Linked DNA regions of Homo sapiens: region 1 is linked to region 2. A link is a contact called in ENCODE Hi-C data. All regions are on one chromosome and are shown on one strand. Each heading gives the region's core, a stretch centred on a gene start or an enhancer-like site at or near the end of the contact. The rest is flanking DNA. Distances are from core to core; before and after follow the strand shown. Region 1 overlaps ZBTB16 (zinc finger and BTB domain containing 16). Region 2 holds the start of TTC12-DT (TTC12 divergent transcript).

The links. Hi-C counts contacts between places; a loop is a spot of excess contacts on that map. Pooled maps may share reads with other maps.
Region 1: a loop to region 2 is called in a map of mammary epithelial cell, with 7 times the contacts of the local background. The contact joins the enhancer-like site here to the promoter of TTC12-DT in region 2. A Hi-C loop is called at or near these places in 3 of 168 maps with a recorded cell type or tissue (CD4-positive, alpha-beta memory T cell, CD8-positive, alpha-beta T cell and mammary epithelial cell) and 7 of 50 pooled maps.

Annotation. Positions count from the first base shown.
Region 1 is chr11:114,158,694-114,161,514 of GRCh38, forward strand. All of the region lies in intron 3 of ZBTB16 (zinc finger and BTB domain containing 16), which reads left to right. Among named protein-coding and RNA genes, the nearest start is that of ZBTB16, 100 kb to the left of the region's middle. RefSeq lists enhancers at 884-1,385, 1,386-1,885. Within about 2 kb of position 1,463, at least 30 of the 41 ENCODE cell types and tissues checked have a DNase peak (open chromatin) inside an H3K27ac peak, as active enhancers do; they include mammary epithelial cell, where a contact is called at or near this core.
Region 2 is chr11:113,313,199-113,315,914 of GRCh38, forward strand. It overlaps TTC12-DT (TTC12 divergent transcript), which reads right to left and starts at 1,258. Exons shown (of 5, transcript NR_199709.1): 1 at 1,132-1,258. TTC12 (tetratricopeptide repeat domain 12) reads left to right here and starts at 1,385. Exons shown (of 22, transcript NM_017868.4): 1 at 1,385-1,420. RefSeq lists silencers at 1,196-1,445, 1,469-1,763, 1,656-1,755.

The sequences.
Region 1 (2,821 bases), core at 213-2,712, 850 kb after region 2:
TCCTCATCTGTAAAATGAAAATATTTAACGCTATCTCGGAGAAGCTGTGAGGCTCACCTTGAATACATACCACCATAGCTAACATGTCATGGGGTTAGATCCTGTCCACGTTATGTCCAGCACACTGCCTGGCACATTATTGGTGCCAAGAAGTATTTGTTGAGTGAATGATGCAGCCTGGGATGCCGATGAACAGGGACACTCCTCTCTCCGGACAAGTCCCTCCTGTGGTAGGAACTGTTTATGTCCTAAGGACTCACTGGAGGGGACAGCCAGGAGCCCCTGGCTCGTATTGTATCCCTCTTCCAGGCGGTGTGACCCAGTGTGAGTTAGCCAGTGTCTCTGCTGTGAATCACACATCAGCAGCATTGGTGGGGCTGGTGGAAGCGGCTGCAGAAAAGAAAGGGTTGCTTGCATACTCATGTCAGGTGGGCCCGGTGTCCCCAGTTCAGACAAGAGTGTGACTGTGCAACTGCCCTGCGGAGCTGGCGGTTCCCTGGGGAAGCTGACTTTGGTTCCACCTGAGATGCTGCTTCCAGGTCCCCTGATCTCATATGGCTGCTCCAGAGGCTTTGGGAGTTGGGTCCTCTTTTCCTAGTTTTTCCTTTCCATGCCTGTCTTACTGGGCACTGAAGGCTGATTGTGTCAAATGATTTGTCCCTCTGCTAGTCACTTGCCAATGCCCTTGGAAAGGATGATTTGATGATTAGGCAGGTGCGATGAGTCATAGTAGTGTTTTAATTCACCCTTGCAGATAGCTCACGGCCTATATTCTGATATTTCTATTCTTTTTTTTCTTTCTGTTGTCCGGCATACTCCTCACCTCCGTGCTGAGAGGTCTTGAAAATAAAATAGCACAAAGGGCTTAGTGAGGCTAGACCATTTCCTGAATTGTTTGGCCACTGTTAAACAGGCCCTGGGGGCCTCTGGAGTGACCTGGACTTGTTGGGGAGTTGGGGTCAGAGGGCTGGGCTGGTGGCGCTGGGTCTTCTTACAGATTCCAGTAGTGGTTTACATGTTCTGATGCCTGAAAACAGAACTAGGTGATGTTTTAGAAGAGACATTGAATTAGATGATGTGAGGTTTTCCTGCTGCTCTATTTTGAAGGTTCCATGAAGAAAGCTGACAGTGAGAATGGGTGTGCCAGGTCTGTAGAGTAGACCCATTTTACAGATGACCAAGGGTTCAAGCAGCCCACAGCCTGGAAGAACAGTAGTTGCTCCAGAACCCTGGGCGGGGGAGGCGGGGGGGAGGCGAGCATTTTTTTTCAAAAGGCGCAGGCTGTGGAGAAGTGAGTCCAGGATCTGGGTAGGGGTTGTGGTTGCCCCCCTAAATGTTGCTGCCCTTGCACTGGCACATTCCTGCTGTTTTCTTCTGCTCAGCAGAGCCGAACGGCTCTCACTTCCTGGCTAGCTCTGTGTGCTGCCCCACCCCCTCTTGGCGAGCATTGCCTGTGTTTGTTATTGTAGTCCTGGCTCCAGGCCAGGCCTGGCTGCGAGCCAGACTTGTGGGTACAGTATGTACAGTGAGTGCTGAGCCAAGTTTGTCATCATACACCATTAATTTTTTTTTTCTAATCTGGTTGGGGTGGGGTGAAGGAGGAGGCAAGAAAAGAGTTTCTCCGATGCTTGAGAATAGGCCGCATTGAATTCCGCAGAGATGTCATTTCTGAAAGGCAGACGGAGCTCCGGCTTGTTCTTCCTTCGCAGTTTTTCCTCCTTTCTCTCCCTGTCGTCCTCCTCTCCTCTTCATTTCCCTATCACGCGAAATCAGCCTGCAGGAGATCGACAATGCAGGTCTTATTTTCAGTGACTAGAATACTAAATTTACACTGCTAAATCAGTTTTCATTGTGTTGAAATTGACAATTTGTTTAATTAGAAGTTTGCCCTGTAGGAGGCCCTTCTGAGAGACAGTGCCTTCCCTTTTTCTCTCTCCCTTACTTTCTGTTTTAAGGGTTTTTAAAAGAGCCTAAATGGTAGTAGTGAATTTCAGTTTAATTGAAGTTTTAATTTCAATTCGAATGTGTGAATTAATCAAGTGTTTATGGGCTATACCTGATGATCACAATAAGTTTAAACTAACTATCAATAACCAAACTCATTAACTAATGAGATGATCTGGCCAGGCCCTGCATTCTCAGAGGTGGTTTTGGGGGTCAGAAGGGTTTGCGTGTTGGGGAAAGAGGCTTGGGGTGGGAAGAGAGATGACCTCCAAGGCTTTGCAAAGCTAGCCCTGATGGAGGGTGAAGCTTGGGTGTAGGACTGTGGCCCTTCCCCTTCCTGTGTCCCAGGAAGACTCTGAAACCTCCCTCCTCACCCTCTGCTACCTTACCCCTTTTGGGGATCTGGCATTGAAGCATCTGTTGATCCACTGTCTCTTCGCCACTCCTTGTCGTAACACGAGAAGTGATTCCTAGCTCTGAGGTGTCCATGCAGAGACCACAGACACATGCAGTGACTCAAATTGGTTCTGAGATGGGCCAGTGTAAGGTTTCCCATTAGGTAGATTTCCCACAGCTTGGCTTAACGTCCTGGTGGCTTATAAGTGAGCATGCCTAGAACTGCTTGTCCCTATTTTTGACTCGGCTGCATACGATTAGGGTTTGAGTATTCATGTGGCCTGCTCCTATTCTGGGAGTGTCATTCATTTTTGGAGCCAGAGGATGTTTAATAAGCACGAATTGTGTGTCAGGCTCTGTGCACTTAACAGTGAAGACTGCTACAACATCCCTGCCCTCAAGGAGCTTAAGTCTAGAGTGGGAGATGAGTATGACTATGCAATCATCATACAAGATGGTAATGTGTGCAAAGTGCTAAGAA
Region 2 (2,716 bases), core at 8-2,507:
ATTTTGTTTAGAAAAACAGACTGAAATTTCTTTAGGGCTGTGTGCATGTATTTGGGGCATGAATGAATGTGCCTATTAGCTCATTCTGTTCTAAACCCTATGATTCCCCGGATGTCACGTGCCACCTGTTCCTACTGACTAGGTACCAGGCACTGAAACCACCATTGCAAAATTATAACTGAGATGGTGAAAGGGATCTGACCTAACCGACTCCATCTTGCTTCTCATCTCCAAGCTGTCTTTGTTCATTCCTAGGCATAGGCCAAACTAACTTTGGGGGGAACTTAGTTTATAGTGTAGCTTTGAAACAAAGACAATACCAGCCCTTTCCCAAACAAACCCCCTTCTTGCCCAGGAACTAGACTGCCTTTTCAGGACTAACAAATTAGCCACAAAATTAGAAATTATGGTTTAGGAGTCATGCAGCTAGAGGCTGCAAGATTCTAAACCTCAAATTGCTCCTGGGGATAACATCAACTATTGTAAAACCTAAGATCAGTGCTTAAGATATTTCACAGACACTGCACTCGATGGATCAGCTGGCACCACCCAGATGAATAAACTGGCTCATCTGGTCTTATGACCCCCACCTGGCAACTGACTCAGCACAAGAGGACAGCTTTGACTCCCTGTGAGTTCATCTCCTAGCCTACCAATCAGCACTCCCGACTCACTGACCCCTACCCACCAAATTATCCTTAAAAACTCTGATCCCTGAAAGCTAGGGAGACTGATTTGAGTAATAATAAAACTCCGGTCTCCCTCACAGCCAGCTTTGTGTGAATTACTCTTTCTCTATTGCAATTCCCCTGTCTTGATAAATCGACTCTGTTTAGGCAGTGAGCAAGGTGAACCTATTGGGCGGTTACAGCACTTTAACCATAAACCTTATGAGAAAGTGCCATTTCTCCATTTCACAGGTGAGAAAACTGAGGATTAAAAAGGTTACTCAAATAACTTTCCTAAGGATAAATGTGTGAGTCTTCTAACTCACACATTTATCAATGAACAAAACCGGATTCACAAGTACACTGGAGACTTTACATTTTGGGCAAGGATATTAAGCTAACGGGAGTGAGACAACCCTTCTTCAGTAGAAAAAAGGCGAGCAGCAGGCGCTGCTTTAGTTACCAGCACTTTGCTTCCTCCGTCTCCCCGCGCCAGGCATCGGGCATCCCAACCTCGACTTTGGCCTTCAACTTGGCGCGCTCCGGAGCTAGAGCTCTGCGGTAGCGAATCTGATCGCGTGTCCATGCCCGCCCCCTGTCCCGCCTCCTGGCTTTTGACCCCGTCCTTGGTCCCGCCCCGGGCCCTGGCTCCTGGCCCCGCCCTTGGTCCCGCCCCGGGCCCCTGGCTCCTGGCCCCGCCCCAGCCCAGGCAGGTCACTGCGCCATTTCCTGTCCAAAGCTGGGCGAATCAGGTCGGTGCCGCGGGGTACCCCGGAATCCCCCCTGGGAGCTGGTCCTGCACTGGCCTTCAGAGCCGAGCAGAGGACGCTGCTTTGGGCCCCAGAGCATGGGAAGGTCTTGGCTGCGGTCTGGGACGGCTGCGGTCTGGGACCTGCATGGAGGGCCCGGGACTTGCGGACGCCTGGGAGCGGTTGCTGGGCAACAGTGCGTGCGGCCTGGCCTCTTTGCGCCCGGCGGGCAGCGCGCGTCTGGGGCAGGCTCCGCGCGGGGCTCGGGCACAGGTCCCCGCTGCCGCAGCCCTACCGAGTGAAGCACTGAGCGCGGCGCCGCTTCGCCATCACCTGGCTCTGGCCCTCTCACCCTAGCGTAGGGGGGCACTGGCCAGGCAGTGAGGACCCTGAGATCCATGCCCTGGGAGACAGAGGTTGTCTCCTGTCCATGCACCCGCGCGCCTGCCTTCTAACCTTCATACCGTTGGGCAGATTAATTCACTGGACTAGGCCTCTGTTCCGTGGGAGTTGAAAAGATTTGACCTGGAAGAAACCCTAGCGATTATTCAGTTAAGCCGCAACCCCACCCCCTGTTTTATATAGGTAAGGGTGCTTCACGGTGAGGACTCGTCGCGTGCCTGGTGCTTTACATCAGTCCCCAGAATAGTCCTCGTAGTTTCTCTCTTACTGTTCCCATAGTATGGGTGAGGACTCTGAGGCTCGGAGAGGTTGTGAATTTAGCCAGAATCACACAGCTTGTAACTGGTGGAGATGAGGACACTGAGACTCGATTAAATCACTCGTAGTTTGTTCGTGGCAGATTACGTGTTAGAAGCGTGTTACACTACTATGAAACCTGGCCATAAATGAGAATCACCTGGAAAGTGTTTAAAATCTATATTCGTGTCTGGGCAATGTCCCGGGTTTACTGACTTGAAATCTCGGGCTACGGCTGAGGAAGCTGTATATTTAACAATCTTCCCGATGATTTTTATGATCTGTGGATGAACCACTGAGTACTGCTGGGTACACCACGGGGCCTTCTCGCACAAAAACAACTGTAAAATAATATCTGAGGTACCTAGAGCAGAAGAGACGCTGGTGAGCATGGTAACATTATGTTCTAATCCCTTCAGTCAATTTGTACCCTTTCTTCACTCTTCAGAAACAAGCCAAAGGCAGATTTTAAACAAGTATGGACATTTAGATGCAAATTGCCCCAAGTTTGTTACCTGTCACACATCCACATTTAAGCTTCTGACTAGACCAGCCTGTCATGATCAAAGTCAGGTGTTAGTGTATTTCTCTATCCTTGGC